3 separate regions of the Homo sapiens genome follow, and regions 1 and 2 are each linked to region 3. Evidence: chromatin contacts called from ENCODE Hi-C or POLR2A ChIA-PET data. All regions are on one chromosome and are shown on one strand. The core of a region is the stretch at or near the end of the contact, and the rest is flanking DNA. Distances in the headings are between cores, read along the strand shown. Region 1 holds the start of BCAS1-AS1 (BCAS1 antisense RNA 1). Region 2 has its middle 86 kb from the start of BCAS1-AS1. Region 3 has its middle 46 kb from the start of BCAS1-AS1.

Region 1 (3,854 bases), core at 721-3,220, 46 kb before region 3:
TAATGACATCACCCAGGAATTTGTAATTAGAAACAAAAATGCCTCTTTCAAAATCTATTAACACTGGAAGAGGGAAGAAAAAAAAAAACTTTTTAAGTTGCTGGTACAACCCCAAATGAATGAGGCCTCTTCTGACGAGGCAGAAACACTGCCAGCTTTCAGGACACTCCCAGGAAAGCACTGAAAACAAGTCACAAGTAACCTTTCTGGCTGCTGGTGCCAGTGCCACACGCAAGGGCTGACACCGGGACCTGGGATTGGCCTTGGACATTTTATAGGAAATGACACTGCTCTCTTGACTCTCCCTGGGAGAAGTTGTGTTTCTGGAAGCTCCTATAAGTCTCCAAGAAGTGTTGTGAATTTCTATCTCTGTGACTTTTGATTACTGAGTTTTTATTCATTCAATAAATTGTTTGGAGGGCCTCTCGCAACAAGCCTGTTCCTGGGGTCTTAGCTGCTGTCAATGGGGGTCACGGTGTGTTCCTGTGAATAGTAAGACCAGAGCTCTACCGTCTGATAGCCACTAGACATACGTGACTATTTAAATGTAAATTCAGAATAACAAAAATTAAATGAAGTTAAGAATTCATCCCCTCACAGTTGCGTAGCTGCATTTCAAGAGCCCAGTAGCCACATGTGGGTGGTGGTTACCATATAGGACAGGACAGTCCGGGCGCAGTGGCTCGCGCCTGTAATCCCGGCACTTTGGGAGGCTGAGGCAGGTGGATCACCTGAGGTCAGGAGTTTGAGACCATCCTGGCCAACACGGCGAAACCCTGTCTCTACTAAAAATACAAAAATTAGCCAGCCATGGTGGCGGGTGCCTGTAATCCCAGCTACTCGGGAGGTTGGGGTACGAGAATCGCTTGAACTTAAGAGTTGGAGGTTGCCGTGAGCCGAGATCGTGCCACTGCACTCCAGCCTGGGCAACAGAGAAAGGCTCTGTCTCAAAAATAAATAAATAAATAGATAGATAGATAGGACAGGACAGATGCAAAACATTCATATCATCCTAGAAAGCTCTCTGTGCAGTGCTGGACTAGGTAGTCAGATTTGCCTGGGACACTCTGGACTATACCTGCTGTGTCCGCATCATCATCCATAGCACTCTGTTTCACTCTCAAAAATGTCCTGGTATTTCAGCTACCCTTCTACCCGCTGAGCCACACTCTTTGCTAGGACTTCCCTGAAACCCAAACCCTTTGTCTTGATGAATAAGTTGGCAGTGTCCAGCAGTCTCCCCCACCCCATTCCCTCTCACCTATCAAAAGCAACAATTTTAGGAACAGGAAAAAAAAAAATCCAAGTGAAGAAGTTGTCATTTCTCCCCAATTAAATGATTTCCTTGTCAGCGGTTTCACTTTTGTTTTGTATTTCCCTTTGCCTAAAGCAGCTCTGATGGGCGCCCTTTGCCCTGAATCATGCCCACAGATCTCACAGGAAGGAGGCCGTCCCCGGCTTCTCCTGAGCCCTCCCGGCCACCCTCCCCTACTCCCAGCCTCCCCTTCCCGTCTTGCCCAGCAGAGGGCGTCTGAGTTTAATATTCTCAATAAAGAGCATGTACACAATCACTTGGGATTTTTTTTTTCTTTCTTCCAGTGATACTTTTTCTTTGTGAGCAGCAACTGAGGTGCCAGATAATATAGGTCACCTGAAGGACAAGCCGTCAGAATTGGAGATCAGAGCCGCTCAGGCCGGCCGCCAGCTCGTTAGGGAACCGCACACTCAGCTCCCACCCAGCTCGGGACGCCCAGCGGGAGCTTCCCTTGCAAACACCAGCAGACACCATTTTGCAGAACTCTTAAGAAACGCGGGTTAAATGTGTTAGGTACAACGCATGCAGCCAAGACGGGCATGGAGAGCGAGAGGGCTGGCCCGGGGGGGAAGCAAACCTCCTGATGATGGGATTGCTCTTGCTGGGGGCTTTGTAAACAGCCTTGCATCTCACACCTCTGCCAGGCAACAAAATGGTGGTGGCTAGAAAAAATAAATAAATAAATAAACAACGCGGGGGTGGGGGGAAGGTGGCACCAGGTAGGTACCAGAGATGGACTTTTCTACAATTTTCTTGGGCTGTCCGTTACCAACAGTTATTCTCTCTCTTTTTCTTTCTTCCTTTCCTTCTCTGTCTCTCTCTTTCTCCACCCCCCTCCCTCTCTCTCTCTCTTCCCCCTCCCTCCCTCTCTCTTATTCTCCTTGTTACATTCTCTGCAGTAATCTTCCCCCTCCTACTGAAGGGGGCGGAAGACCCAGCTGATTTGACTCCAGCTCCCCCTCCTCAGCCTTGCAAATTCCTTATTGAGCATAATTTCTGATTTGTTTCTATGTATCTTAAGGGGTGAGGTGCTGAGGCAAGTTAAGAGTTCGGGTTATCTTGTTTGCCTGTTTTGGTGCACTGAACATATTTACGAAATGAAAAAGCTCCTTTCTAAATGGGTGTTAACTGCTCTAAGATTCCCAGGAAACGTGTTGAAGGGACATCTAAATGGAAATTGTGCAGTATTACTCCATTGCACCTTTTAGGAAGAAAACAATTGTGGCTACTCTGTTGGGCTCTGGTGGCAGTGTAGTAGTGAGTGATTTGTGTGACTGCGGCACATTCATTTTCCTTTTCTATTATAATCTCACCTTCCTTAAGGAATAAATGAGACCATACAGTAAAGGGCTAAGCAAAGTTGCATGACACAGCTTCGGTAGCAGCTGTTACTGTTTTATTATGTCTTTGCTTCAAGCTCTCTCCCTGGGCCTGGAGCTTAGCTTCTGCACACAAATGCTTGATGGAGAGAGCTCTGTGTTATCTGAATCCAGAAATTCTACAGCAGAGGTTTGGCTCCACCTCACCATTGATTTCCTTTCGGTGATTTTGTAAGTCATCACTTTGTAATGCAATTTCTCTCTGTATGAAACAAACGAGTATTTTTTTTTACCACCCCTTCTGAGACTGTTGATAAAACACACTCGACAAACGTTTTACAGCACCCTTGTGAGGCACTAAGGAATGGGGAGAAATCTACACCTAACCACCACCACCACCAGGCATCCCAGTGTGCTCAGGGCAGCGCCAGTTTTTGCAGAAGTATTAATAGCCCCTCCTTTCACTCCCCCAAGCGTCTTCGATGGGATGGTTAGTTATAAGGTCACGCTACAGAAAACATAACACCAGGCCTGGAGAAGTTCAGAGTCAGGGTGAGAGAAAAGACTGGGAGGAGGAGGTGGGCACTGGAGACCAGATAACCAGAGAGATAACAGATAGATACATAGATAGACAGGTCATAGAGATACATAGATAAGATAGATGATAGATAAGACACATAGATGATTGATAGATGATAGATAGATAGATAGATAGATAGATAGATAGATAGATAGATAGATGATAGATACATACAATATATATAGATGAGTAGATAAAGATAGATAGGTACAGCCAGGCATGGTGGCTCATGCCTGTAATCCCAGCACTTTGGGGGGCCGAGGCAGGAGGATCACTTGAGTCCAGAGTTCAAGACCAGCCTGGGCAACATAACGGGACCCCGTCTCTATTAAATAAATTTTTAAAAAGATAGATAGGTAATAGATACATAGATGACAGACACATAGGTACATAATACATACATAGATGATAGATAGATGGAAAATAGGTAGAGGATGGATAGATAGATGGTAGATAGATACATACATACATATAAATGGGTAGATATAGATAAGTAATAGAAACATAAACAGGTAATAGACACATAGATACATAATACATATATATATATACATACATCAATAGAGAATAGATGGATAGGAAGATGGATGGATGGATGGATAGATAAATAGATACCTGGAGATTAAGAGAAGGAGAAATG
Region 2 (3,518 bases), core at 832-3,331, 41 kb after region 3:
TCCTAGAGAAATTGCTTAGACTCTGTTTTTTCATTGTGTCACCAGCTAAAATAGTCAACGAATAATCATAGAGAAACTGAGGGGGTTAAAAAATGTGGAAATAGTTTGTACCTTCTTCTGTGATGGCCTGACAGGCTTACAAGCCAGGAATAATTATTTTTCTCTTGTAAACAGTCAGCAAATGTTCAGAGAACCATCTTATTTAGGCACAAGTAATAAAAATCTTACAAATAGATTTTTCCTTCCCTGTAGCTATTTGTAGCTACATTATCCGTTTTTATTTATTTCTGATAAAACAACACCCATGTCTGATGATGGAGGGGGGTGGGGAAACCATAAGCAGAACTTCATGTTCCTCAAGGGTCTAGCTTAATTCCAAACAATAATTGTGTTTCCTGTCTCAGCAGGATAAATGTACAGCACAGGAAATTCTGTATAGAGTGGGCAGAGGCACTTTTCAAATTTCCCATATGAAGAGTATGCTATTATTGGAGTAGGGTAATTTGAGCACCTCTCACAAGTATAGTATAAAAAGTTAAACCCAGATTAGAGAGTTCTGCCCAGGGGAAACGAAAGTAAACAAAAATTGAAGCAGTGAACTGTTGAAACTCTAAATGCCGTTGAACTTTGAGCATGAAGAAGCCCTCCAAACAGCCCGTGCACACAGTCAGAGAGCTGTTGTTAACTCAGATTCTATCATTTACAGGTGCCCCATGTTCATGACATGTTAATTAGGCTTGACAATAAACTCAGCATTTGTTTCATATTAGAACAATGAGATTTTATACATGACTCAAGGGCTATATTTAGTGAATTCAAATCCAATAAAATAAATTATTTCAATGCTTCTACATTCATATTTGGGAACCCTAAGTATACCACAGATCATATCATGCTGTTGACACCAAACCTCACGCACCAAAACCTTGAAATAGACCAGATAACCTAAACTGTGGGAATTAGGACTGTTCCTACCACTTAAGAAAGAGTTCTCCTGCGTTTGCTATATTTCCAGAACTTGGCTTTACATGAATCAAAGACATGAGATCTCTTCCCCCATTCTCCACTTACTCCCCAAATGAAAAGAAAATGAAAGAAAGGCCAAAGAGTATTTTCTTTATTTTCTAAAATTATTTCCAACTTTTCCTAGTGACTCTTAAAAATAGAAATGTGGCCAGTGGCTTACTGGTCGGATCCTGAGCCGATGATTCATTGCCATGAGACGTTATTTCGTGAGACATTCTCTAAGGGAATCCAGGGAAAGAATTCTGTCCTAGTCACTCACATATTATGCTTTTAAGAATGAGGTGTGGCCAGAGTTCTCAGAGATCCTTGAAGAGAAAATTATTTTCATTGTTTTTTCTGTTTGTTAGCACTTTAAAACTTAAAAACAGTTGGGATAATTCTACTCACTGTGTGGGGGACAGCATGGTGTGTTTGAAGACGTGCCCGGAAGAGCACAAAAAGTGACTCTTTCTCTCCCCCATACCACACACTCAAATATATGTCACCTCTCTATCTCACTCACGATTCACGCATCTGCAAAAGTTCACAGATAGCAAATTGGCTCTCCAATCAAAATAACAATGCCAGTAAAGAAACCTCAAAGGGTCCAGAAACAAACATTCAAACAACAGGGTCCTACGAAAATTTCATTAGAGAGGAAATAGGTCCTTAGAACAGAACAAAACTAAACAGAAACTCTGAAGGAAGATGAGAAAGAATACTATGAATGTGGTTAGCTAGAAAGCTATTCAACAGCTTCCTTGCTTCCCTAATATCCAGCTGCAGGAATATGCCAAGGGGAGAAAAAAAAATCTTTCTTAGTCCTACTAAACGTAGGAAAAGTGCTATTCTGACTCCAAAGCTGAGCTGTAGATGGCAGTGAGTGGGTGGGAAGGGAATGTGAGCCGTCCCTAACAACAACAGAAAGCCTTCTGCTAGTATCCGTTCCCAAACTATAAACACTCAGAGACTCCTCGCCAAGCACATAATAAAAATTTCACCTCCCCCCCCAACCATGGTTTCCTGTAGTTTGTACTATTCAAATGCAAATTGTGATGAATATCAGCGTGGACTCTCCAACTTAAAGAACTCTGATTTTTTTTTTCATAAGTATCCAAAGCTTCCCACTGAGAAGAAAGCATCATTTAGGAGATACTCAACTGGTTGAGAAATATATGTGCTTATTTTAGAATTGGCACAAGAATATGTAAAATGATCCACTGATAATGATCACCCTAAGGGATGTCACACCCAAACGCCTATTTTTGCAAACAGAAAAGGAACAAATACAGCATTCTTTACTGAAAACTCTAAAGGAGATCCTGCACCATAAATTACAGACCTAATCTAAGAGTCAAGCAATGTTTACTCTAAAAGGTGACATTCCGAAATTTTCCTACAATCGGATTAGATGGAAGAGCACATTGTCTTTCTTTCACTTGGGAAGTAAGCCCTACCATAATTCTCTTTTAAGGGATGAATCATAGAGCCCCCACATCTGACAATGGATTAAGTCATTTGTTTTGTTTCTGGGATATATTCTACCCTTCACTACAACTGGGATCTACAATTTGTTCTAACATTTTCTGGCAATTTCTGATTTGTTCAGACAAAGACCAGAAGCTTAAGTCCCACGGAATTAACTGGTTGGATTATTACCAAGGTGGAACAGAGCCAGAAGGTTGAGAACATACACATCGTGTGCTCTTGGGACATAATATCTGCCTTCGCAAGGATGGTATCATTTCTCAGCCTCTCACCCACCAGTTAGCTCAACGAACTGGAAATGTTTTTCTTTCCTTTCCCTTTTTTTTCCCTAATTTTTTAACAGCAGGAACAGAATAAACTGGTAATAAATCAGGCAAGCAATATTTTTTTTTTTGCTTCTTGGAACATACTAGAAAATAATAGTAACTTATTTGTTACAACACTTATATCTCTACATTAACCAACAAGCCAAAAAGAAGATGAAAGAAAAAATTAAGAAGAGACAAAGAGGGAGGAGGATGGGGAGGAAGAAAGAAGGAGGGAGGGAGGGACAGAGGGAAGGAGGGAGGGAGGGAAGAGGGAGGGAAGAAGAAAGGAAGGGAGGAAATTTTCTGATTCTAAAAAATCAGAAGTCACCAAAGTAGCTTTCATATTCAACTAATTGAAGAGTATGTTTAAATAATATTCCATTTGCCTAGTACTTCACAGTTTCACATACATCAGCAATTGGTTGCCTGATATCATTTATCATCTTTTATACTGGAGGAAACCAATGATTTCAAAGATTAAATAATTTAAGAATGATCATGTACCTAGTACAATATTGAGCCAAAATAAAACTTGGTATTTCAGTCTGCTATGGTTTGAGTGTTCGTCACCTCCAAAACTCTTGTTGAAACTTAATTGCCGATGTGGCAGTATTGAGGGGTTGGACCTTTAAGAGGTGATTAGGTCACAAGGGCTCTGTCCTCATGAATGAATTAATTCTTTCATGGATTAATGGGCTAATGGGTTGTTATGGGAGT
Region 3 (3,682 bases), core at 378-2,877:
GGAACAATCCATGAGAAATTAGTTACAGGAGTTTTATTTTTATGAAAGGAACAAGAAAGTACACAGGGGAACATCTGCCACTTTTTATTCTGTACCTTTCCATAAAATTTTAAGTTTCTAACTCTAAACTTTTTTTTTTTTTTTGAGACAGAGTCTCGCTCAATCACCCAGGCTGGAGTGCGGTGACCCAGTCTTGGCTCACTGCAACCTCCGCCTCCCAGGTTCAATCAATTCTCCTGCCTCAGCCTCCGGAATAGCTGGGATTACAGGCATGTGCCACCACGTCTGGCAAATTTTTGTATTTTTAGTAGAGACGGAGTTTCACCATGTTGGCCAGGCTGGTGATCTGCCTGCCTCAGCCTCCCAAAGTGCTGGGATTACAGGCATGAGCAGCCGCAGCCTAAACTCGTGTTTTTATTTGTTTGTTTGCTTGTTTAAGTGTCACTAGGGCTTCTCTGATCAGTAGGCTGAAAGGCCATTTTTTATATTTCTTCTTAAACTTTTCTCTACTGAAAACAAGACCTGTTATTTAAGATGGATAAATGATTAACTCTTGGAAATATAATTTGTCGTGTTAAGCCATTTAAACATTAAACATAATATTATTATACTTAAAAAGACAAAGGTCATTTACCAGAGTGTAAGAATTCATCAACCTACACCAAACTGTTACTAGCCTGCTCTTGCCTACAAAGTTTGCCCAGGCAATAATACTTTTATTCAATAGATATTTACTCAGTGCCTGCAGTATAACAGGCATCCTTCTGGGTATTGGTAGACAAAACAAAGCCCTCAGCGAGTCACAGCCTGGATTCTAGTTGGATAAGCTAGACAATAAATAAGTCAAACAAATATATAATAAGTGCTATGAAGAGTGACCAGGGGAGATGGAGGGTGCTTTTTGTTTATGATACAGAATACATTTAGGAGTTGCATTCACTACAAATAGAGCAGTCAGGAGACCTGTCCGAAGAGATAACATCTCAGCAGAGGCTTGCATGAAGGAAGGAAGGTGTGAGCCCTGCAAAGGAAAGACGGTTCCTGGCCAGAAGGACCTGAAAAGACCCTGAAACAGGAGAGCTCAAAACCAGTCAAGCAGAGTGCTGAGCTCAGGACTGTTTGTGATGCTATTCTGTCCACCTGTGCTATTGCTCAGGACAGCTCATAATTCAAAACTTATTTTTTAAAAAGTAAACATGAAACACTCATTACTAGTATTACCTTTATGATTATAGGACTTGGAATACTTGGTTCTGGGCATGGCTTCTCTTTTTTAGATATATAACAAAATAGTTGATGTAAACTACACCTACTAAAGGAGCAAAGATGTATCTTATATGCCAAAAAGAATTTAACTTTTTATAGCCATATTTATTTACAGTCACTACAATAATTTTTAATCTATTATCCTTACAAAACCTCATAAAATATACTTTTTAAACGATTGCTGTACATGCCTGTTTTCATTCATTGCAAATTAAGTAAATGTTACTTCAAGATCATAAGGAAAAATACTCAGAGACAAACAAAAAAGGACAGTGAGACACGTTGTTTTCAGCCTACTCTAAGGTGCCCACCAGTAGGAGGAGCACTATGGTAGGTGAGTAAAACCACACACTGTTTAAACAGCAAACACAAAAGCCCAGCCTTGGTTCAGTTCGCTCAACTTCCAACTGTGTGGCTTGGAACGCACCTTCCCACAGAGGCCCTCACCTGAAAATGAAGGGCTGGCTATTCTGTGATCTCTGGGTCCCTTGATGCATTATTTCCCTTTCCTTTTGTCTATTTTAAGTTCTACTCTATGAATTCTGACTAAAAGTACGATTTTGTAACCAGTTGTTTTCATTATAACTGGCTGAGCATTTAACTAACCTCTTCTTTTCTCAAGCAGGAGTCTGTGGGCAGATGGTTCTCAAGTAGTATTTCCCAACCAGAAGCCAACCCCCCACCTCCCCTTCTTGGAAACATTGGCAACGTTGACACTTTACTTTTTTTTTTTTTTTTTTTTTTTGAGACAAGTTCTCACTCAGTTGCCCAGGCTGAAGTGCAGTCGTGGCTCACTGCAGCCTCGACCTCCCCAGGTTCAGCTGATCCTCCCGCCTCAGACTCCTGAGTAACTGAGACCACAGGCACATACCACCACCCCCAGCTAATTTTTTTGTAGAGACGGAGTTTTGCCATATTGCTTAGGCTGCATACTTATATATAATATGTATACTATATTATATATAAAATTATATAGTGTATATCCTACATGTTATATATTATATATATTATATATCATATAATATATGATACATATATAGTATGTACTATATATCATATAATATATGATGCATATCATATAGTATATAGTATATAATATAAAATATAGTATATATCATACTATAATACTATATATTATAATATATATTATAATATAGTATGATATATATGATCTATACCATATATGCTATATTCTAGATATTTATATTTATGTATAATTATATTTGTATATAAATTTATACATTATATATAACATTTATTTTAGTTTTATATATAAAATATATATTATATATAAAATATATTATATATAATATATTATATAAAATATATAATATATAATATATTATATAAAATATATTATATATAATACATTATATATTGTATGTATTATATATACAATATATTATATGTTGTATGTATTATATATATTATGTTTTATATAATATATATTATATGCATTATATAATATATATTATATGCGTTATATATGATATATAATATATATAATATATTATTATATATATTATATATTATGATTATATATATTACATAATATATATTCTATAATATATATTATATATAAATAATAAATTATATATAATATATCATATGTAGTATATTGTATATAAAATATATAATATATTGTATATAAAATATATAATATATTGTATATAAAATATATAATATATTGTATATAAAATATATAATATATTGTATATAAAATATATAATATATTGTATATAAAATATATAATATATTGTATATAAAATATATAATATATTGTATATAAAATATATAATATATTGTATATAAAATATATAATATATTGTATATAAAATATATAATATATTGTATATAAAATATATAATATATTGTATATAAAATATATATGTGTATATATGTATTTTAGAGGCAATGTCTTCCTACATTACCCAGGCTTGACTAGAACTCCTGGGCTTAAAGGAACCTCCTGCCTCAGCCATCTGAGTAGCTGGGGCTACAGGTGAACCCACTGTGCCCAGCTCTCAATTTTCACATTTTTTATTTTCATGACTGTAGAGGGAACAGCTACTGTCACCAGATACTGGTGAGCACCCTACACTGCCCGGGACAGCCACCAACAATAAAGAATGTTCTAGTCGTAAATATTAGCGCCAAGGATGGGAATCTTGGATATAGAGAAATTGGGAAAAATGATGAGGGGGAAAGTGGGGGACCTTATTTACTGATGATGTCCATGGGGTATTTCCTAAGTAAGAAACAGCAGACAACTTTTGCCTCGTTTGATGGTGGTTCTCTTCTATTGACTGCTGTTTATTTTTTTCCGAAGACTTGGGTGTGTGACATAAGTAATCCCATGGTAGCCCAGGGCACAATGGGAGAAATGAAAAATGGAAGGCAGGTTCAAACATGCAGT

The links. Hi-C counts contacts between places; a loop is a spot of excess contacts on that map. ChIA-PET counts read pairs that join two places held with the same protein, here RNA polymerase II (POLR2A). Pooled maps may share reads with other maps.
Region 1: a loop to region 3 is called in a map of CD4-positive, alpha-beta T cell, with 11 times the contacts of the local background. The contact joins the promoter of BCAS1-AS1 here to the enhancer-like site in region 3. A Hi-C loop is called at or near these places in 38 of 168 maps with a recorded cell type or tissue (A673, B cell, CD14-positive monocyte and 27 more), 35 of 37 single-sample maps with no recorded cell type and 38 of 50 pooled maps. POLR2A ChIA-PET finds 5 or more read pairs at or near these places in 30 of 52 experiments (A673, AG04450, CD4-positive, alpha-beta T cell and 21 more).
Region 2: a map of OCI-LY7 shows a loop between it and region 3 (6-fold over the local background). The contact joins two enhancer-like sites. A Hi-C loop is called at or near these places in 35 of 168 maps with a recorded cell type or tissue (A673, B cell, CD14-positive monocyte and 26 more), 25 of 37 single-sample maps with no recorded cell type and 33 of 50 pooled maps. POLR2A ChIA-PET finds 5 or more read pairs at or near these places in 27 of 52 experiments (A549, AG04449, AG04450 and 23 more).

Annotation. Positions count from the first base shown.
Region 1 is chr20:53,913,605-53,917,458 of GRCh38, reverse strand. It overlaps BCAS1-AS1 (BCAS1 antisense RNA 1), which reads right to left and starts at 1,970. Exons shown (of 5, transcript NR_199019.1): 1 at 1,893-1,970.
Region 2 is chr20:53,827,283-53,830,800 of GRCh38, reverse strand. No RefSeq gene overlaps it. Among named protein-coding and RNA genes, the nearest start is that of BCAS1-AS1, 86 kb to the left of the region's middle. RefSeq lists a cis regulatory region at 622-635 and enhancers at 557-701, 1,968-2,077. Within about 2 kb of position 2,081, at least 28 of the 41 ENCODE cell types and tissues checked have a DNase peak (open chromatin) inside an H3K27ac peak, as active enhancers do; they include B cell, CD14-positive monocyte, CD4-positive, alpha-beta T cell and 10 more, where a contact is called at or near this core.
Region 3 is chr20:53,867,881-53,871,562 of GRCh38, reverse strand. No RefSeq gene overlaps it. Among named protein-coding and RNA genes, the nearest start is that of BCAS1-AS1, 46 kb to the left of the region's middle. Within about 2 kb of position 1,627, at least 27 of the 41 ENCODE cell types and tissues checked have a DNase peak (open chromatin) inside an H3K27ac peak, as active enhancers do; they include B cell, CD14-positive monocyte, CD4-positive, alpha-beta T cell and 11 more, where a contact is called at or near this core.